Regions from separate parts of the Homo sapiens genome. Here region 2 is linked to region 1. A link is a loop called in an ENCODE intact Hi-C map of the cell type or tissue named here. Cell type or tissue: GM12878. All regions are shown on one strand. Links, peaks and the distances in the headings refer to the core of each region. The heading gives the core; the rest is flanking DNA.

Evidence for each region. A loop is a pair of places that touch in the nucleus more often than their neighbours do. Peaks named below come from ENCODE experiments on the same cell type or tissue, not always from the same donor. Only the 100,000 strongest peaks of a DNase experiment are listed, where the experiment ranks them.
Region 2: it touches region 1 in a loop (4-fold over the local background); 1 of 110 quality-filtered maps calls a loop at or near these places.

Annotation. Positions count from the first base shown.
Region 1 is chr7:98,636,300-98,647,675 of GRCh38, reverse strand. No RefSeq gene overlaps it. Among named protein-coding and RNA genes, the nearest start is that of NPTX2, 25 kb to the right of the region's middle. RefSeq lists an enhancer at 4,308-4,367. In GM12878, for the core only: no CTCF peak of the experiment used is centred there; DNase peaks (open chromatin) are centred at 4,135, 5,395 and 5,835; H3K4me3 peaks cover 806 bases; H3K27ac peaks cover 447 bases.
Region 2 is chr7:98,789,989-98,801,364 of GRCh38, reverse strand. It overlaps the pseudogene RNU6-393P. Among named protein-coding and RNA genes, the nearest start is that of TMEM130, 74 kb to the left of the region's middle. RefSeq lists an enhancer at 4,896-4,955. In GM12878, for the core only: no CTCF peak of the experiment used is centred there; a DNase peak (open chromatin) is centred at 5,054; H3K27ac peaks cover 1,789 bases.

The DNA of each region.
Region 1 (11,376 bases), core at 1,057-9,056:
GCATCTGCTGTCATCCCCATAGCCTGTGGTTTCAGCTATTTGGGAGGCTGAGGTGGGAGGATCTCTTGAGTCTGGGAGTTCAAAGCTGCAGTGAATCAGCATCAGAATCATCTTGGAGTTCATAAACAAAGCAGAATCCTGGGCCCTCACAGATTCCCTGAGTCAGAGTCCCCAGGGAATGGCCTGGAAACCTGTAGGCAGGTTGTTCTGAGCTGCACTTAGATAGCTGGATCTTAGCCAGTGTGCTTCATGGTGCAAAAGACAGAACGCCCGATGCTCCCATGGGGTCGGCTCAGGGCCTTCAACAAGGACCAGGCTGCTGGGCACAGTGGCTTATGCCTGTAATCCCAGCACTTTGGGAGGCTGAGGCAGGCTAATCACTTGAGGTCAGGAGTTTGAGACCAGCCTGACCAACAAGGTGAAATCCCATCTCTACTAAAAATACAAAAATTAGCCAGGTGTGGTGGCACATGACTGTAATCCCAGCTACTCAGAGGCTGAGGCAAGAGAATTGCTGGAACTTGGGAGGCAGAGGTTGCAGTGAGCCGAGATTGTACCATTGCACTCCAGCCTGAGCAAGAAGAGGGAGACTTCATCTCTAAATAAATGAATAAATAAAATAAAAATTAGACTGGTGTGCTGGCACATACCTGTGGTCCTAGCCACTGGGGAGGCTGAGGCAGGAGGATCACTTGAGCCCAGGAGTTGGAGGCGTCAGTGAGCTATGATTGCACCACTGCACTCCAGCCTGGGCAACAGAGCGAGACCCCAACTTTAAAAAGAAAAAAAAAAAGCGAATGTGGAGGCCAATAGTGTCCAGCACACACATGCTATTAATTGCTATGCCAATGTGGGTGAGAAGTCAGCTGGGTGGTCAGCCTGGAGGAGGAGGGATGAGCTGGGGCCTAAGGATGGGGGCAGAGTACAGACAGATGGAGAAGAAAGGGCATCACCATTGGGCCACAGCCTGAGCAGAGACCAATGTCCTGGGATATTTCCAGGGACCTCCCGCAGCAGCTAGTACACAACAGGCAGTTAATAATTACACAGCTGGCAATGGCACCCACATTGGCAGGGGAGCCCCTTCATTTCTTCTTGCTGAGCCAAGTTGTTGCCCCATATTTACAGTTAATCACTCACATTCACCCAATAGAATAGCCTGGAAACCACTCTTGGAGCAGGACTCCAAGAAAAGACGTGAAAATTTCCATGTTCCTGCAGAAAACATGATTGACATTCCAGTTGGGCTGGCATCAGTCTCATCTTCTCCTTTGCTTCCCAGCTCATTAGAATTTAATATTGGGTTCATCCTTCCCTCAGCCTTCGCCTGGGCATGCTTCTGAATCTAGCCTGATCCGGATCAGTGGAGATGGAAATGGGGAGGACATGCTTGTGCTGAAAAGGAAATGTTGTCTGGGTCTGAAACTGTAGCTGGAAAAGCTGACCTGGCCTCTGGTCTCCAGGTGTTGGGGAGTTGGAGCCTTAGGGACTGTGCTTGCCTGGGGCTCAAGATAGAATGGCTGCTCCAGGCTGGGTGCGGTGGCTCATGCCTATAATCCCAGTACTTTGGGAGGCTGAGGTGGGCGGATCACTGGCCAACATGGTGAAACTCCTGTCTCTACTAAAAATACAAAAATTAGCTGAGTGTGGTGGCAGGCATCTGTAATCCCAGCTACTCGGGAGGGTGAAGCAGGAGAATCGCTTGAACCCGGGAGGCAGAGGTTTTAGTGAGCTGAGATCGCAGCACTGCACTCCAGCCTGGGCAACAGAGCAAGATTCTGTCTCAAAAATAAAAAAGACTGGCCGGGCACGGTGGCTCACCCCTGTAATCCCAGCACTTTGGGAGGCTGAGGCAGGCAGGTCACGAGGTCAAGAGATTGAGACCATCCTGGCCAACATGGTGAAACCCTGTCTCTACCAAAAATACAAAAATTAGCTGGGTGTGGTGGCAGATGCCTATGAATCCCAGCTACTCAGGAGGCTGAGACAGAAGAATTGCTTGAACCCGGGAGGCAGAGGTTGCATTGAGCTGAGATCGTGCCACTGCACTCCAGCCTGGCGACAGAGCGAGACTTTGTATCAGAATAAATAAATAAAGTAAAAAAGACTGGTCACTCCCTCGGGCCTGTTAGATGCTCCCCCAGCTTAGAAAGTGAGTGTCAGCTGGATTGGCCTAGGAGTCATCTTCCCTTCTTCATTATCCTCCACTCACTCTCTAGATACTCATGGGAGAAGCTGCTTAGCCCTGGCACCAGGCTGGGCTCAGGGAGTGCACGATGAACAAGGCAGACCCAGTCTCTGCTTTCAGTCCTACATATGGGGACAGAAAATACACAAGCAGGCCAGGAGCAGTGGCTCACGCCTGTAATCCCAGCACTTTGGGAGGTCGAGGCAGGCGGATCACCTGAGGTCAGGAGTTCGAGACCAGCCTGGCCAACACGGAGAAACCCCATCTCTACTAAAAGTACAAAAATTAGCTGGGCGTGGTGGCATGCATCTGTAATCCCAGCTGCTTAGGAGGCTGAGGCAGGGGAATTGCTTGAACCAGGGAGGTGGAGGTTGTAGTGAGCCAAGATCACGCCACAGCACTCCAGCCTAGGTGACAGAGTGACTCCAGCCTAGGTGACAGAATGACTCCAGCCTAGGTGACTCCAGCCTAGGTGACAGAGTGAGACTTCATCTCAAAAAAGAAAAAAAGAAAAAGAAAAAAAAGTACACAAGCAGTCAAGAGACACACTAGAGGCCAAGCATGGTGGCTCACTCTTTACATTCAACATTTTGGGAGGCCAACGTAGGAAGAGTGCTTGAGGCCAGGTGTTCCAGACCAGCCTGGCCGACATAGCGAGACCCCAGCTCTGTAAAAAATACAAAAACATTGGCTGGGTGCAGTGGCTCACGCCTGTAATTCCAGCATTTTGGGAGGCCGAGGTGGGTTTTCAAGACCAGCCTGGGCAACATGGTGAAATCCCGTCTCTACTAAAAATACAAAAATCAACTGGGCACAGCAGCATACGCCTGTAATCCCAGCTACTTGGGAGGCTGAGGCAGGAGAATCACTTGAACCCGGGATGCAGAGGTTGCAGTGAGCTGAGATGGCGCCACTGAGTGTGACAGACTGAGACTCCATCTCAAAAAAAAAAAAATTTAGTTGGATGTGGTAGTATGCACCTCTGGTCCCAGCTATTTGGGAAGCTGAGGTGGGAGGATTGTTTGAGCCTGGGAGTTCAAAGCTGCAGTGAGCTATGATTGCGACACTGCACTCCAGCCTGGGATACAAAGGGAGACCCTGTCTCTAAATATAATAATAATAATAATAATAAACACACCAGATGACGATGGGAAGTCATCGTGCTCTAGAGATCATAAAGCAGGTGCCGTAAGAGGGAGGGAAGGATGGGGCACAGGAGAGGAAGAGGTCTGGGAAGGCCCCTCTGAGGCTGTGTCCCTTGAGCATTTTCCTGGGTGGCAGGAAGGAGGGAGTCGGTGCGTGGAGAGAATCTCATTCTAGGCTCTTTGCACCTTCCAAGTGCTTCGCTCCAAAGCAGGTGAATGAAGCAGTGGGAACCCAGGTGAGTAAGGAGTCACTCGGTAAGGCGCAGCAGATAGCTCAGGAAACCCCATAGGGCGTGTGAGCAGAGCACGCAGGACTGGATTATCGCAGGGTGATGGCAGCTTCAGAGGGGAACTCCAAGGACAAGAGCACCCAGGGGGCCCACTCCACCCACTCCAGATGCCTCCCTGATCTGTGGGGCAGGGACAGGCAGGGTGCAGGGTTCAGCTGGATTCCTGGCCATTGACTGACCTGGGCTGCCCTGGCTCTGAGCTGGTGACCTGGCTCCTGCAAGCTTGTATCCTCACTGGGGTCCTCCTCCTGCCCCTTCTCCACCTGGCACAGCAGGGCTGGGCACCAGGTCTCTTTGCCTGGTCCAGGAAATGTGCCTCCATTGGGGCCTGCGGTCCCACTTCTGGGTCTGGTCTCTTTCCTGCATTTCCTTCTCCAACCCTGAGGCATTCTAGGTTCTGGGGTTGTGTACTGTAGAATAACTGTGTCATCTCCCATACGCTGAGTATATGCTGCATGCTGGGCCCTGGGGGAGTCCCTTCCTTGCCATGATAGCCAAACTCACAGCAGGAACTGGGGGCCAGAGATGGCCCCAGCCATCTCTGCCACCTGGTATTCACAGCCTCTCATATATTGTAATAAGGTTAGTCTGTGTGACCAGTACAAGACAGTAGAAGTGAGGGCATGTCTTCAAAGGCTAGGTCATAAACCACATTACGCTTTCTCAGATTGCTCACCCTGGGAAGCCAGCTGCCCTGTCATGAGCAGCCCTTTGTGTTTTTTTTTTTTTTTTTTTTTTTTTAGAGACAGGGTCTTTCTCTGCAGCCCAGGCTGGAGTGCAGTGGTGCAATCATGGCTCACTGCAGCCTCAACCTCTGGGCTCAAGCGATCCTCCTACTTCAGCCTCCTGAATAGCTGGGACCATAGGTGCTCCACCATGCCTAGATAATTTTTTACTTTTTGTAGAGATGGGGTCTCCCTGTGTTGCCCAGGCTGGTCTGGACCTCCTAAGCTCAAGCGATCCTCTCACCTCAGCCTCCTAAAGTGTTGGGATTACAGGCGTGAGCTACCACGCACTGCCGTGAGCAACCCTTTGGAGAGGCCCACGTTGTGAGGAACTGAGGCCTCCTGCCAACAGCCATGCGCAGAAGCCATCATGGAAAGGGCTCCTCCCACCCAGTCCAGTCTTCAGGACTGCAGCCCTGGCCAACTATTTTTTTTTTTTTTTTTTTTGAAGTGGAGTCTCACTCTGTCACTCAGCCTGGAGTGCAGTGGCACAATCTTGGCTCACCGCATCCTCTGCCTCCCAGGTTCAAGCAATTCTCATGCCTCAGCCTCCCGGGTATCTGGGACTACAGGCATGCCCCACCATGCCTAGTTTATTTTTGTATTTTTTTTTTTTTTTTTAGAGATGGGTTTTCACCATGTTGGCCAGGCTGGTCTCAAACTCCTGACCTCAAATGATCCACCTGCCTCGGTCTCCCAAAGTGCTGGGATTACAGGCATGAGCCAATGCTCCTGGTCCTGGCCAACATTTTGATTGTGACTTTATGAAAGACCCCTGAGCCAGAACTACCCAGCAAGGCCACTCCTGGACTCCTGACCCACAGAAACAGTGAGATATTAAACATTTGTTGTCTTCAGCTGGTAAGTTTTGGAGTCATTCGTTACGTAGCAACCAATAGCTAATACAGTCAGCTCCTTCAGTCCTCAGGAGAAGTCTCTGCTGTGTAAGACTATTGTTCTCCCTGGTCCAAGCAGAAAACAGCAGCTCACAATCACCCAAAGAGGAAGTTGTGCAGAGAAATGCAAACTTGAGGGTTTGCATCTGTTGGAGCTGGTGCCACATCAGACCTCTGGGCTTTCCATCCGTCGGCAACCATACCGCCCTACTCAGCAAGCGTGACCTAAGCTTGGAAGGCTTAACTCCTCAAAATAAGCCCACAAGGGTTCATCGCCCTGATTTCACAGATGAGCAAACACGTCAGACCACCACGACTCACTCAGGGTCGCACAGCTGGTGAGGAGGGGCGCCCTGCGGGAATTCAGTCACCTGGGTTTATTGGAGGCTGGTGCCCTGCTGTGCAGGAGTGGCACCTCTTCAGGGCAGGGAGGAATGCTGAGGTGTCTGCCCAAGGCTGGTCTTTGTGGTCTCAGGCTGTCCCCCAACTCCAGGGCTGCTGGGCCTGGTGAAAACCTGAAGATTCCCCTTCCACTTCCCCAAACCCTCAGCTGGCACAGAGCCTACAGCCTGGGGTGATGAGATGTGGTCACCTGCAGGACCGGGGTTTTAAGAAGCAGCTGTTTCCTGTGGTCTTGACTTTTAAAGAGGTTTCAAGTCCAACTTGGACCCTCAGCTCTGGGGATGCCTGTAACCATGGCAGCGGCTCACAACAGCAACAACAAATATTTGCTGAAAGAGAAAGAGCAGGGAGGGAGGGAGACAGCGAGGGAAGCAGGAGCATGGCTCACCCCTGGGCACCTGCAGATGGCTGGGGGGCTATCCCTAGGTTCCCAGGGGGCACTCAGATGCCTCCAGTAACAACTTTTCTACTATCCTGTGCCTGGGTGGAGAGTTTGTCTGTGGGGGTGTTGGGAGGTCCCATGCCCCGTCTTAAGCACTGTTTCCCCCAGGTCTCTGCATAAAATATGTCCCCAGGACATCATGTCCAGGACCAGACCTCAGGTGGGCCTCCCTTGACCTAATTATTCATGTGAACTTAGACAAGTCCTTTCTTTTACCAGAGCCTCAGTTTCCTCATCTGCGAAAGGGGAATAGCAAACTGGCCTGTGTTTTCAGAGGTGTGTGGCTAAAGTGAATTCCAGGCCAGGCACAGTGGCTCACAGCTGTAATCTCAGCGCACTGGGAGGCTGAGGCCGGAGGATCGCTTGAGGCTAGGAGTTTGAAGCAAGCCTGGGCAGCAAAGTGAGACACTGTCTCTATAAAAAATAAAAATAAATAATTTTTTTTTAAGAGGGAGTCTCACTCTGTCACCAAGGCTGGAGTGCAGTGGTGCAATCTTGACTCACTGCAACCTTCACCTCCTGGGTTCCAGTGATCCTCCTGCCTCCGCCTCCTGAGTAGCTGGGATTACAGGTGTGCACCACCAAGCCTGACTAATTTTTGTATTTTTAATAGAGATGGGGTTTCACCATGCTGGCCAGGCTGGTCTTGAACTCCTGGCCTCAGGTGATCCACTTGTCTCGGCCTCCTAGAGTGCTGGGATTACAGGTGTGAGCCACAGTGTCTGGCCAAAATAAATAAAAATTTAAAAACTGAAATGAATTCCAGCCGTCACCATCTAGAGCATCCTGTTGAAGGATTGTTGTAAAGATCCCATCACTGGCTTCCAGGACAGAGTGATGTCGTGAGCTCCAGGCCACATTCCAGATAGCCCAGAGAGGGAAAGTGGCTTGCCCTGGGCCACACAGCAAGGGCAACGAGACCCAGAACTTAGCTACCTCATCCTGCTGCCTTCTCAGGCCATGAGGGCGCCCCCTGCTCGGCTGTCACCAGCTGTGTGGTTGTGATGGATGGCTGAGCCAGGCTTCCCTGCGGATGTGCTCAGGGCTTAGCTACTATCTGGGTCAGGGCCCTGGGTGAGCCATGTGCATGGACAGTGTCTGCTGAGCAAGTTTCCGCAGAGAGAAGACGGAAATAGAACCCCGTAGGCCTAAGCTGCCAGGAAGGGACCCTGGGTTCTCCCAGTGGGGCGGTCCCTATCACCACAGGTTTGCAGGTTAACTGGTCCACATACAGACTTTGATGTATACATAGGCCAAATGCTGCATTTATATTTAAATTACATCTCAGGGGTAAAAAATAGACTACATCCTATTATTAAGAGAATGAGGTGTGCAGAGCTAGCATGCAGAAATACTACAGAGAGATCCAGGATGGAGCATCCGTTTTTTTCAGAAGTCTGGGGCCTTGGATCCTCACCTCTAAACGGGGGTGGTGTCCATGCTCCACATTCCCCCCAGCTGGGAGTGAGTCTGAATATTCTCGAGACTCTGGCCTGAAAGTCTCCTGGGAGGCATCTCCACCTGCCTCTTCTCAGCTGAAAGCTCATATACATTTATTTTTTTCATTTCCCTGTTTTTGCACTGGACATACCTAAAATAGAACGGGAGGTAGGGCTGTGAGGAGCAGTCCCCAGGCACAGACTCTTCTTGGAGGTCCCCAAGGAATGGTCCAGGCTCCAGGAGCAGGAAGCTGTTTGGTGAGGCTTCAAATTTACCCTCCACATCCATGCCATAAAGAGACCTGCAACAAAGTGGCCCTTTCCACTGCAGAATTAAACCGAGAGCCCACTAGGGGTGGGATGCCCTCCTCATCTATGCCACATCTGGATTCCTCAGCTCTACTAGAGGCCCCTGCTTCTAACGAGCAGCTTGGGGACCAGCTGAAGGGCTGCCCTGGGGAAAATGAACACTGTCTGCAGCAATTGAGCTGGTCCTGCACTTCAGGGTTGCTTGCCTAAGGAGAAGATGCTAGGCATGGCCATCTCCTGGGACCTCCCTACCACACAAGGCCATCTCAGAACAGGCAGGAGATCCGGGGCCTATAGAGCATGCACCCTGAGGAAGGACATCAGAGAGTTCCTCCACTCGAGCCCATCACCCTTTGGGGCAGACAGCTTGCTCAGTCATTCCACTGTCCCTGGACAGATGTGCAGATGTGGAGTGAAAGATGGCAGACAGACCACACTCAGTCGAGGACTTATCCCCAGACTGGAAGCCACTGAACACTTGCTGGGATAAGCCTCCTGGAAGCCTCTATCAGGTCCCTGGGGCAGGTGGCAGCTGGCAGGCCTCCTCCCTGGTAGGGCTGTGTGGCCTCAGCCAGACCTTCCTTGCCTGCTGGCTGGGGCCTCAGCCCCCACCAGCCAGCTGACCTCAGCCACCTACCACCTGAGAGAGGAACTCTCTCAGCCTATCTCTGCCCCATCCAGCTGTAACCCTGACCCAAGCCTTGATCAAAGGCCAACACACATCTTGACAAAGACATCATTATTGATTTGCCCAAAACCAGTAATCAATAGCCACAATAAATGTAAATGGTCTAAATTCCCCAACTAAAAGGCAGAGTGTGTCAGATTTCAACCCAGCCATTGCACTCCTAGGCACTGGCCCTAGAGAAAATTCTTGCACACTGCATTAGTAGATACGCACCATCCAACAGTCCCTGAGTAGGAGAATGGATAGAGAACCATAATATATGCCGTCAGGAAAGACTAGATAGCAGTGAAAATTATCAGCCTGGAGAAATCTCAAAAACATAATATCAAGAAAAAAAAAGCAAGTCACAGAAGAACTCATAGAGTTTGATCAAGCAATGATATGCGTGGCCAATTCTCTCATCTCCGTCAAGTCTTGGATCAAATGTCATCTTCTCAAAGAGGCCTCCTCCATTGCCCTACCTTAAATTGTGAACCCCCGACAACCACATTTCCATTCCCCCTTTCCCGGAGCACTTGTCATCTTCTAACAAATTATATAATTTACTTACTCATCTGTCTAGTATTTATCATCATTCTCCTTCCTCCAGAATGTTAGATCCACAAGGTGAGGAGTCTTTTTCTTTTTTGTTCATTGATTTCAACAAAGTTCCCAGCAAAGTACCTGGTATAAAATAGGCATTAACTAAATATTTCTTAAACTGAGTCATTGGTACACAAATATTCATTTATGATTATTCTTTCTACTGTGCATATGCATATACTTGGTCTATTGTATCTATGATGTCTCGTAATAAACTATACTTTAAAGATGATAAATAGGTGTGATATTTCTTGCAAGATCTGAGTCTTCAGCTGAGACACAGACTCTCCATGATCTATGCTGCCCTCTTAAGCACAGAAAGCCAGGGTTGACCATATTATTCCCGAAGGGCATGATCGCTTGTGTATGATGATGAGTGACAAGGAAATGTCATCCCGCCCCCCAGCTGTAGTCTTCTGTGATTTATCTCTGCTTGAACAGGGTTTTAAAATGTGCCTGTGAATATTTGCACTGACAACTACAGAGAGCAGAATCGCTTTGTAGAGAAAAGTAAAACAACTTGGTAAATTTGTTTTGTGCTTCTTTGAGAAAACAATGGGAAGCTCGCCGTTCGTCAAGGCCAAAGTCATATAACCCAACCTGCACAATCCCAGCCTTGACAAGCTTCTTACCATGTTGAAATTCCCAGGAACAATCAAATTGCTTCTGTGTGACTGCTCAATACCAACCCCTTACAGAGTCATCCAGCTGCTCTGTGAGCCACCAAGGCTGAGGTCAACAACTCTTCTTGACTGGTTCGGTGTGTAGCTGAAGGTAGAGCTATGGATGATTAAAGAAGTCACTATGGAAACTGCCCCTCCCTCAGCCTTAGCCAGGTGAAGGCTTTCTGATATAGCAATTTGCTTAATTGGCTCCATTCTGTCTCTCATACTAGACTGTGAAGTGAAGACCATGTCTCATTCATGTAGACACTACACACAGTAGGATAATGCATGTTGAGTTAAATTGGCTTATGCATGAATATGCTTCCTACCAGTGAGGAGTCAATGGTCTAAGTAAGGATGAACATATCTGTTTCTGTACATTTACTTTCAAACAGTAGTGAGGCTGGGAGTACCTAGAAGCAAGGACTATGTTTTTAATCCAATTTTCAAAAATTTATCTTTTATTCGTTTTAGACACAGAGTCTTGCTCTGTTATCCAGGCTGGAGTGCAGTGGTGTAATCACAGCTCACTGCAGCCTTGACCCCCTGGGTCAAGTGATCCTCCCGCCTCAGCCTCCTGAGTAGCTGGACTACAGGCACGCATCACCATGCCTAGCTAATTTTTGTATTTTTGTAGAGACAGGGTCTTGAAATGTTGCCCAGGTTGGTCTTGAACTCCTGGCCTCAAGAGATTCTCCTGCCTTGACCTCCCAAAGCACTAGGATTATAGATGTGAGTCACTATGCCCAGCATAACCCATTTTTTATCTCCAGCCCTGACCTCTTCCCAAATCCAATTACCCACTTGACAGTTACACTAAAATACGTTCTCACACTTAAGTCCAAAAAAGAACTCTTTATTTTCCCCCATCCCAAAACCTGCTTTTTGCCCCCACTCCAACTCCCCATCAGTAAATGGCATCTACCCACCTGGTCCAAAACCTTGTTTTAAAAAATGAGACTGTGTCCAGTGGCCCATGCCTGTAATCCTAGTGCTTTGGGAGGCCCAGGCAGGAAGATAATTTGAGGTCAGAAGTTCGAGACCAGCCTGGACAACAGGGCAGAGACCTGTCTCTACAAAAAATTTTAAAACTTAGCCAGGAGTGGTGGTGCACATGTGTAGTCCCAGCTACTCAGGAGGTTGAGGTGGAAGGATCCCTTGAGCCCAGGAGTTCAAGGCTGCAGTGAGCTTTGATCACATCCCTGCACTACAGCCTGGGTATCAGAATGAGAGTCTGTCTTTAAAAACAAACAACAACAACAAAACCTGAGATATAATTTACACACCATCAAATTCACCTTACTTTTAAAATGTTTAATTCAGTGGCTTTCAGCATATTCACACCACTCTGGCCCTGTCCCCTAACTACCATAAGAAACCCAAACCAGACTTCTTTTCCTGCTCTCTCAAGCCATTTTTGGACCTTCCTGGGACCCACCTGCTCTATTCAGAAATCCTCATTACGTGAGTGTATTAGTCGGGGTTCTCTAGAGGAACAGGACTCACAGGATAGAAGGGGAGTTTATTAAGGAGTATTGACTTACACAATCACAAGGAGAAGTCCCACCATAGGCTGCCTGCAAACTGAGGAACAAGGAAGCCAGT
Region 2 (11,376 bases), core at 1,403-9,402, 150 kb before region 1:
TCCTGTTGACATTCCACATTAGGCCATTTTGCAGATTTCAGCCCTCAGGGAGGTAAAGCATGAGCTACTGCTATTTCACTTACCAATTGCCGTGTAGCAAAACTACCTCCAAAGAGCCATATTATGATCTCTCATAGTCCTGTGGGTTGGCTGGGCTCAGCAAGGCAGTTCTTCTGGTCCCACTAAAGCTTTTCGTGTGTTCTAGTTAAATAGTGGTTGGGCTAGTGTCATCCATAGACTGCTCACTGTAGTGCCAAGATCTCACTTCTCTATGTGGTCTTCCTGGAGAGCACCTGGACTTTTTAGATGATGGCTCATAGCTTCCAAAAATTTAGAATCTAAGAGGGAAGACGTGGAAACTCACAGTCCTCCTAGCTCTAAAAGCTGAGCCCCAGTTGTGCCTTTTCTGCTACCCTGCAGACATAAAGCTGGTTCAAAGTGGGAAAGAACCTATTTCTGAATAAGGTCACACCCTGAGCTTCCAGGTGGACATGAATTTTGGGTGGGTGCTACCTCTGTCAGTCCGTTCTCACACTGCTGTAAAGAAATATCTGAAAGTCAAAAAATAACACATGCTGACAAGGTTGCAGAGAAAAGGGAACACTTATATACTGTTGGTGGAAGCGTAAATTAGTCCAACCATTGTGGAAAGCAGTATGGTGATTCCTCAAAGAGCTAAAAGCAGCACTACCATTCAACTCAGCAATCTCATTACTGGGTATATAACCAGAGAAATATAAATCATTGTATCATAAAGACACATGCACATGAATGTTCATTGCAGAACCATTCACCATAGCAAAGACAGGGAATCAACCTAAATGTCCATCAGTGACAACCAGATAAAGAAAATGTGGTACATATACACCATGGAATACTATGCAGCCACAAAAAAAGAATGAGATAATGTCTTTTGCGAGAACATGGATGAAGCTGGAGGCTATTATTCTCAGCAAACTAATGCAGGAACAGAAGACCAAATACTGCAAGTTCTCACTTATAAGTGGGAGCTAAATGATGAGAACTCATGAACACAAAGAAGGGAACAACACACACTGGAGTCTACTTGAGGGTGGAGGGCAGGAGGAGGGAGAGGAGCAGAGAAATAACAATTGGGTATGGGCTTAATACCTGGTTGATGAAATAATCTATACAACAAACCCTGATGACGCGAGTTTACCTATGCAACAAACCTTCACTTGTGCCCTTGAACCTAAAATAAAAGTTAAAACAAAGGAAATGCCTGAGATTGGCTAATTCATAAAGAAAAGAGGTTTAATTGGATCATGGTTCTATAAGCTATACAGGAAACACAGCAGCTTCTGCTTCTGGGGAGGCCTCAGTAAGCTTCCAATCATGGTGGAAGGTGAATGAGGATCAAAGTATCTTACATGGCTGGAGCAGGAGGGAGACAGTGAGTGGGGAGGTGCTATGCACTTTTTTTTTTTTTTTTTTGAGATGGAGTCTTACTCTGTCACCCAGGCTGGAATGCAGTGGCGTGATCTTGGCTCACCACAACCTCTACCTCCTGGGTTCAAGTGATTCTCCTGCCTCAGCCTCCTGAGTAGCTGGGATTACAGGCATGCACCACCACGCCCAGCTAATTTTTGTATTTTTAGTAGAGGTGACATTTTGCCAAGTTGGTCAGGCTGGTCTCGAACTCCTGACCTCATGATCCACCCACCTTGGCTTCCCAAAGTGTTGGGATTACAGGCGTGTAATCCTGGCCAGCTACACACTTTTAGACAAGCAGATCTCACCAGCACTTACTCATTATGGTTAGGACAGCACCAAGAGAGAAATCTGCCCCCATAATCCAATCAGCTCCTACCAGGTCCCACCTCCAGCATTGGGGATTACAACTGAATATGAGATCTGGTGGGGGCACAGATCCAAACCATATCACTATCCAACCCACTGCAGGAGATAACAACCTAGGCTCATGGAGATGCTGGAGGCCAGAATCCAATTGTGCAAAGAGCATGCTTAGTATGGGACCGGCAACAGAAGGGGTGCTCAATACATGCAGGTCGTTATTGTTACACACAAACAAGAGATGCAAAAAACACTGCCCTGCGCCTTCCCAACAAACACTCCTCCAGGGGAAACCAGGAATCAGAGCTGAGTAAATGTGGAAATGTACTTTTGCAGACTCCACAAAGCTAAACTCCAATTTGTCTTTTTTTGAGATGGAGTTTCACTCTTTTTTTTTTCCCCAGGCTAGAGTGCAATGGCATGATCTCGGCTCACTGCAACCTCCACTTCCTGGGTTCAAGTGATTCTCCTGCCTCAGCCTCCTGAGTAGCTGGGATTACAGGCATGCGCCACCACACCTGGCTAATTTTGTATTTTTAGTAGAGATGAGGTTTCACCATGTTGGCCAGGCTGGTCTTGAACTCCTGACCTCAAGTGATCTGCCCGTGTTGGCCTCCCAAAGTGCTAAGATTACAGGTGTGAGCCACCGCGCCTGGCTCAAGCTCCAATTTGATTTAGATCCGTGCATTTCGGGCTTAAGGAATTTATATTTACATAGTTGCATCATCATCTTCAGCATTCAAGCACATGTTATCTGGCAGAAACCGTGCAAAGTATCTTCCATGAGTGATCTAATTTAATCCTTACAAAGAAGGTTCAATTATTATCCCTATAAAAATGGAGAAGAGGGGCCGGGCGCGGTGGCTCATGCCTGTAATCCCAGCACTTTGGGAGGCTGAGGCGGGCGGATCACGAGGTCAGGAGATTGAGACCATCCTGGCTAACATGGTGAAACCCTGTCTCTACTAAAAAATACAAAAAATTAGCTGGGCGTGGTGGCAGGTGCCTGTAGTCCCAGCTACTCAGGAGGCTGAGGCAGGAGAATGGCGTGAACCTGGGAGGCAGAGCTTGCAGTGAGCTGAGATTGCGTCACTGCATTCCAGCCTGGGTGACAGAGCTAGACTCCGTCTCAAAAAAAAAAAAAAAAAAAAATAGAGATGAGAGAAATGACACCCAGAGATGTGATTGCCCACCCCAGGTTACACAGTGGGCAAGATGGGTGCTGGGACTTGAATCCTCTAAGTCCAGGGCCCCTGCCCTTCACCAGAATGAAAAGAGCCTTCTCTCTCCTGCTCTTCCTGGCAGAAGCATTTGTCCTCAGAAAGGATAAAGACTTGGTCTATGCTGGGTGCGGTGGCTTATGCCTGTTATCCCAGCACTTTGGGAGGCTGAGATGGGAGGATTGCTGGACCCCAGGAGTTCGAGACCAGCCTGGGCAACATAGAGAGACTCCATTTCTTTTCTATTTTTTTTGAGACGGAGTCTCCCTCTGTCACCCAGGCTGGAGTGCAGTGGTGCAATCTCAGCTCACTGCAATCTCTGCCTCCCAGGTTCAAGCGATTCTCATGCCTCAGCCTCACAAGCAGCCTGGAACTACACACACCACCACGCCTGGCTAATTTTTGTATTTTTAGTAGAGATAGGGCTTTGCCATGTTGCCCAGGCTGGTCTCGAACTCCTGAGCTCAAGTGATCCGCCCACCTCGGCCTCCCAAAGTGCTGGGATTACAGGTGTGAGCCACCGCGGCCGGCCAGGAGACACTCTATTTCTACAAAAAATAAAAAAAAATTAGCCAGGCGTGGTGGTGTGCACCTGTGGTCCCAGCTACTCTGGAGACTGAGGTGGGAGGATCACTCGAGCCCAGGAGCAGGAGGCTGCAGTGAGCTATAATGGCGCCACTGCACTCCAGCCTGGGGCACAGAGCAAGACCTTGTCTCCAAAAAAGTTAAAAATAATTGTTTAAAAAGACTTCATGGACAAGAAGCTGCTCTGTCTGTCCATTTGGCCACATCCAGTCCTCAGGGCTCTCAACTCAGGCCCAGCATCCCTTGCTCTGCCCCATCTGCAAATGTGCAGTGACAGCATCTATACTCCTGAAACCCTCCGTCGGCCTCTGACACAGCGGAACACGAAGAACACCCTTGAGCTCCTTGGCCTCCTGCGTGGCATCAGCCCCATGCCTCCCAAGGGCCCCATTATCTAAATTTAATCTCATGTGACAGGTGCCCAGAGCTGTTTCTGCCTGGTGATTTATGGAGACAAAGTGGGCCCCCTTCCAGACCGAGGGTAGTCTGCCCCAGCACCAAGATATGTGGGAGAACTGGTTCCAGGTTTGCCAGGCACCCAGGGCGACACCCACTTGTCCGTTCTGCCCATCCTGGGGACAGCAAAGTCCCTGGGCTACTTTGGAGTGGCTTTTTTATTTTTAAGTGCAAATACTTTTATATTCAGCCCCTGTAAAGCTATCGGATATTTGAAAAAATTGTGTATTTTTGTTGTTTTCTTTTTGAGACGACGCCTTACTCTGTTGCCCAGCCTGGAGTGCAGGGGCATGATCACAGCTCACTGCGGCCTGAAGGTCCTGGGCTTAAGTGATCCTCCGGCCTCAGCCTCCCGAGTACCTGGGACTACAGGTGCACGCCACCATGCCTTGTTGCTTTTTAATTTTTTTTTTTTCTTTTGTAGGGACAGGGTCTCACTATGTTGCTTAGGCTGGTCTTGAACTCCTGGTCTCAAGCAATTCTCCTGCCTCAGCCTCTCAAAGTTCTGGGATTATAGTGTGAATCACTGCACCCAGCCATAAAAACTTTTTTTGTTGGTTTGTTTTTGAGACAGAGTCTCACTCTGTTGCCCAGGCTGGAGGGCAGTGGCATGATCTCGGCTCACTGCGACCTCCACCTCCCAGGTCCAAGCAATTCTCCTGCCTCAGCCTCCTGAGTAGCTGGGACTACAGGTGTGGGCCACCACGCCCAGCTAAATTTTTTTGTATTTTTTTAGTAGAGACAGGGTTTCACCATGTTGGCCAGTCTGGTCTTGAACTCCTGACCTCTAATGATCCACCTGCCTTGACCTCCCAAAATGCTAGGATTATAGGCATGAGCCACCACGCCCAGTTGAAAGTTTTTAAATGTGAACCAAAGAATCTAGTTTTAAGAACTTAGCTAGGAACAAGTGAGTTCTTACTCACATAATGGAGTTCTCCAAATGAGTAACAGGAAGTGTAAAATGAAAGGCACGTCCCTTAGAGATTTGAAATTCTTCTGTGGCACAGTCCTGGCTGTGCTCTTTATTGAAGAAGTCTGCAGTCATTTTCAGAATTCACTCTAGAAGCTGACTTTTTAATTTGGGCATCCATAAACTAGTCATGGCAAAAGACACACAAACAAAAACACCATCACGCCAAAAAGGATGAAGAGCCAGGGATCCAACCAGTAGGAGAGCTCGGGAAGCGCGTTTGCTCTGGACTGAGGCCTGGCCACTTCTGGGGACCATCCTAGCCATCTGCCACGCGCCCACCTCCACCTCCTTCCTGAAGACCCGCCGCAACCCTAGCACTTGAAAAAGCCCTACTTATTCATTTTTGTTGTGGTAGAATAAACACTATGAAATTTACCATTTTAACCATTTTGAGTGTACAGTTGACCAGGTGTGGTGACTCATGCCTGTAACCCCAGCACTTTGGTAGGGCGAGGCAGGAGGATCGCTTGAGGCCAGGAGTTTGAGATCAGCCTGGGCAACATGGTGAGATCCCATCTCTATTTAAAATACAAAAATTAGCCAGTGTGCTGGTGCTTGCCTGTAGTCTCAGCTACTGGGGAAGTTGAGGCACAAGAATTGCTTGAACCCAGAAGGTGGAGGTTGCAGTGAGCTGAGATTGCACCACTGCACTCAGCCTGGGAGACTGAGTGAGATCCGTCTTTAAAAAAAAACAACAAAAAAGTTAGCCAGGTGTGGTGGTGCATCCCAGCTACTCGGGAGGCTGAAGCAGGAGGATTGCTTTGGCCAGGGAAGTCAAGGCTGCAGTGAGCTGAAATCGCACCACTGTACTCCAGTGTGGGTGGTAGGGTGAGACTCTATCTCAAAAAAAAAAAATATAAAAAAGTAGTTCAGTAGTGTTAAGTATATTCACATTGGCCAGGCACGTTCGCTCATGTCTGTAACCCCAGCACTTTGGGAGGCCGAGGTGGGTGGATCACCTGAGGTCAGGAGTTCAAGACCAGCCTGGCCAACATGGTGAAACCCTGTCTCTACCAAAAAAAAAAAAAAAATTAGCTGGGTATGATGGTGGGTGTCTGTAATCCCAGCTACTCGGGAGGCTGAGGCAGGAGAATTGCTTGAACCCAGGAGATGGACGTTGCAGTGAGCCAAGATGGTGCCACTGCACTCCAGCCTGGGCAACAGCGCGAGACTCTGTCTCAAGAAAAAAAGTATATTCACATTGTTGTGTAAGGAATTTCCAGAACATTTTTTATCTTGTAAAACTGAAACTCTATCCATTAAATACTAACTCCCCATTTCCCTCCTCCAGCCTCTGGTAACCCCCATTCTAGTTTCTGTCTCTATGAATTAGCTTGCTCTAGGTGCCCCATTTAAGTGGAATCATTCAATATCTGTCTTTTTATGACTGGTTTATTTCACTGAGCATACTGTTCCCATGTTTTATTATGTTGTGCCATGTGATAGAATTTCCATCTTTTTTATGGCTGAATAATATTCCATGGCATGGTGCTTGCTTTGGCAGCACATATACTAAAATTGGAAAGATACAGAGAAGATTAGCATGGCCCCTGCGTAAGGATGACATGCAAATTCGTGAAGCATTCCATATTTTTTTTCACAATAGCGAAGACTTGGAATCAACCCAAATTCCCATCACTGATAGACTGGATAAAGAAAATGTGGCATATATACACCATGGAACACTATGCAGCCATAAAAAAGGATGAGTTCATGTCCTTTGCAGGGACATCGATGAAGCTGGAAACCATCATTCTTAGCAAACTAACACAAGAACAGAAGACCAGACACCATGTGTTCTCACTCATAAGTGGGAGTTTAACAGTGAGAACCCATGGACACAGGGAAGGGAACATCACACACCAGGGCCTGTAGGGTGGTAGGAGGATAGAGGAAGGATAGCATTAGGAAAAATATCTAATGTAGATGACGGGTTGATGGGTGCAGCAAACCACCATGGCATGTGTATAACTATATAACAAACCTGCACGTTCTGCACATATATCCCAGAACTTAAAGTATAACAAAAAAAAATTTCATGGCACGAACGTATCACACTGTGTTTATCAATTTATCTGTTGATGGACACCTGGGTTGCTTCTACCCTTTGGCTATTGTAAATAATGCTGCTATAAAATTGGTTATGGATTAGCAGGGCATGGTGGTGCATGCCTGTAGTACCAGATCCTCAGGAGGCTGAGGCAGGAGAATCGCTTGAACCTGGGAGGTGGAGGTTGCAGTGAGTGGAGATTGTGCCACTGCCTTCCAGCCTGGGTGACAGAATAAGACTCTGTTTCAAAAAAAAAAATTGGTTATTCAAATGTCTCCTTGGGCCCCTGATTTCGCTTCCTTGGGGTACAAGGCCAGAAGTGCAACTGCTGGATCTGTTTTTAAGTTTTCGAGGAACTTTGTTCATTTCTTGTGTGCACTGCTGTCTATGAATCTTCAGAGGAGCGAGGTGCATGCAGGGAAAAGTCTAACATTTCCTCCTGAAGGCACTACCGGCGTGGCATGGGGGTTGTGGCAGTGGGTGAGGACTATTGCCCCTCTCTCTTTCTTCAGGAATCGCTGATGAAAGCCGCCACTTGGATCTCGTCAAATTTTCAAGAGAAAGAAAAAAGGGGTTTTGATGGAAGGCAAGATGACTTCAGGGCTCCTCTGGAGAAATTTTGTGATTTGAGGAGGGAGGGAGCTGGAGGGGGTTGCTTTTACTCTGTTCTGCACAATTCAGGTCCTGGAGCTTGATCGCAAATGCTGGTTTTGCAGTTATCAGGATCCACCAGACAGGAAAAAAGTTTCCCATGTTCAAAAGTGTGGACTAGCAGGGGCAAGAGCCCAGTTTGGTGCATAGTGAACAAATGCTGGTGATTGTACTGCATTTCACAATGCACAGGCCACATCTTTGTAAATGCATCAGCTAAAACTCTCTGGACTTGAAATAACTGCTCTCCTACACATAGGTCCCCAGGGGGAAAATGTCTACTGTAATCCAGTTTTTAAATGGAAAAGGAGAAAGAAAAAGCCCTGGTGGCATTTCTGCTGCAGGAAATTATCAGCAACTTGCTCACGGTTTTGGAGAAAATCTTCCAATTGATACAACATGTATCAATCTTCCAATCGATACAACATTCTAATCTTCCAATTGATACAACAATCTTCCAATTGAGACAACAATCCAATTGATACAACCATCTTCCAACTGATACAACATTCCAATCTTCCAATTGACACAACAATCTTCCAATTGATACAACAATCCAATTGATACAACCATCTTCCAACTGATACAACATTCCAGTCTTCCAACTGATACAACAATCTTCCAATTGATACAACAATCTTCCAATTGATACAACATTCCAATCTTCCAATTGATACAACATGTCAAAATTTCAGGGAAGACATCAAGAGCAGTTTGCATGAGGTAGGGAGTAGAGTTAGCAAAAGCAGAGAAGGCCTTAGACACAACCGGCATGGAAAAGGCCATTTGGGGCCAGGTGCGATGGCTCATGCCTGTAATCCCAGCACTTTGGGAGGCCGAGGTGGGCAGATCACCTGAGGTCAGGAGTTCGAGACCAGCCTGGGCAACATGGTGAAACCCCATCTCTAGTAAAAAATACAAAAATTAGCCAGGCGTCATGGCATGTGCCTGTAATCCCAGCTACTCGGGAGGGTGAGGTAGGGAGAATTGCTCGAACTCGGGAGACAGAGGTTGCAGTGAGCCCAGATCGCACCACTGCACTCCAGCCTGGGCAACAGAGCGAGACTCCGTTTCAAAACAAACAAACAAACAAAAAACCGAAAAACAAAAAATAAAAGGCTGTTTGGGGGTTAGGGAAGGATTTTTTAAATTGGTAGGAAGCATGGGAAACTATCGGAAATTGCTTTTATTTTACTTTATTTATTTATTTATTTTTTAGAGACAGGGTCTTTCTCTGTCACCCAGATTGAAGTGCAGTGGCACGAACACAGCTCACTGCAGCCTCCAATCCTTAGGCTCAAGCAATTCTCCCACCTCAGCCTCTCCAGTAGCTGGGACCATAGGTCCACTCAACCATGCCTGGCCCATTTTAAAATGTTTTGTAGGGCCAGGCAAGGTGGCCCACGCCTGTAATCCCAGCACTTTGGGAGGCCAAGGCAGGAAGATCACTTGAGGTCAGATGTTCAAGACCAGCCTGGGCAACATGGCAAAACCCTATCTCTACTAAAAATACAAATACAAATAATAATAATAATAATTAGCTGGGGATGGTGGTGTGTGCCTGTAATCTCAGCTACTCAAGAGGCTGAGGCAGGAGAATTGCTTAAACCTGGGAGGTGGAGGTTGCAGTGAGTCAAGATTACACCATTGCACTCCAGCCTGGGTGACAGAGCGAGACTCCATCTCAAAAAAATAAATAAATACAAATACAAATAAAAAATTAATAAATAATAAATAAGAATAATAGAATAAAAAACCTTTTTGTAGACACAAGGTCTCACTATGTTGCCCAGGGTGGTCTTGAACTCTTGCCCAGAGAGGTCCTCAAGCGATCCTCCCACAGGAGTCTCCCAAAATGCTGAGATTATAGGCGTGAGACACAGCACCTGGCCTAGAGAATGCTTTTAAATCCCAGAAGATGCTTTTCAATCACTTCTTGCCTTGCAATGAATCTGACACCTCTCTCTTCTGATCCCTCTCTCAGGCTGTCAGGAGCTCCTGTTCCTGGGTCCTCGCCGGTCTCTGGAGGACCTGCCTCCTGTTTTCAGGGCTGTGTCTTTCCCAGGTAGATGGACCCCAGGGCCTCTGAGGATGTTCCAGGAGGAATTCTCACCAAGAGGCTCAGGTCAGCAAAAGAAAAATGTCAGGGGGCAGAAATCACTCCCCTGCCCCAAGTCCAATGGAATCAGCTGTAGGAAGGAATTCTAAACACATCCCTGCCTGAGCTCTGTTCCTTCCCAGCCAAATGATGTCTGCATGGGGCAGTGTGGAGGCAGCAACACCAGGACCCCTGACGTGGGCTGCAGGCTCTCCAGGCACTCCTGGGCTGGCACCGGATGTTGGCTGGAGCTGTGGGCACAGCAGCCCCGGGATTCCTGCCCAAGGCTCACTTTGCCCATCATTGGAGGCTTGAGGGAGATTGTGAACCAGCTCAGAGCAGCCGAGTCATAAATCCAGGCTTGCACAGGGTGCAACAGAATTACTTCCTCTCTGGAAGAACTCACTGCAGTCATTCAGGAGGGTTTGCTGGTGGAGAGAAGGGTTGACTGTGGAAAGACACCAGAATTCTGGTGTTTTCTCCATGTCGTCTTGCCTTCTCAGTCACTCTGAAGAAAGAACTCATGCTTGCCACCACTTAATAACCACCTCTTATGGATCTGGCCATCTCTGTGCAGCATCTCATCTCTCATTTTTTTTTTTTTTTTTTTTTGAGACGAAGTCTCACTCTGTCGCCCAGGCTGGAGTGCAGCAGCACGATCTCGGCTCACTGCAACCTCTGCCTCCCCAGTTCAAGAGATTCTCCTGCCTCAGACTCCCAAGTAACTGGGATTACAGGCGTGCACCACCACACCTGGCTAATTTTTGTACTTTTAGTAGAGAGAGGGTTTCACCATGTTGGCCAGGCTGGTCTCGAACTCCTGACCTTATGATCCGCCTGCCTTGGCCTCCCAAATTGCTGAGGTTACAGGCGTGAGCCACCGCGCCCAGCTTGCATCTCATCTCTTATGGGCTGAATGGTGTCTCTCTAAAATTCATGCATTGAAATTGTACACCCCAGTACTTGAGAATGTGGCTGTGTTTGGAGACAGGGTCTTTAATTAATTAATTAATTAATTAATTAATTTTTTGAGATGGAGTCTCACTCTGTCACCCAGGCTGGAGTACAGTGGCGTGATCTCGACTCACTGCCACATCTGCCCCACCATGTTCAAGTGATTTTCATGTCTCAGCCTCCTGAGTAGCTGGGATTGCAGGTGTGTGCCACTGTGCCTGGCCAATTTTTGTATTTCTAGTAGAGACGGGGTTTCACCATGTAGGCCAGGCTGGTCTTGAACTCCTGACCTCAAGCGATCCACCCACCTCGGCCTCCCAAAGTGTTGGGATTACAGGCGTGAGCCACCATGCTCAGGAGACAGGTCTTCAAAAGTAGTAATTGAGTTGACATGAGGTTGTTAGGGGTGGGCCTTAAGCCAACATGGCTGCTGTCCTTCTAAGAAGAGGAAATTTGGACTCCGTCTCATACAGAGGGAAGACCATACAGGAAGAGGATGCCCTCTACAAGCCAAGGAGAGAGGCTTCAGAAGGAACCCACTGGACTGGGCATGGTGGCTCATCCCTGTAAT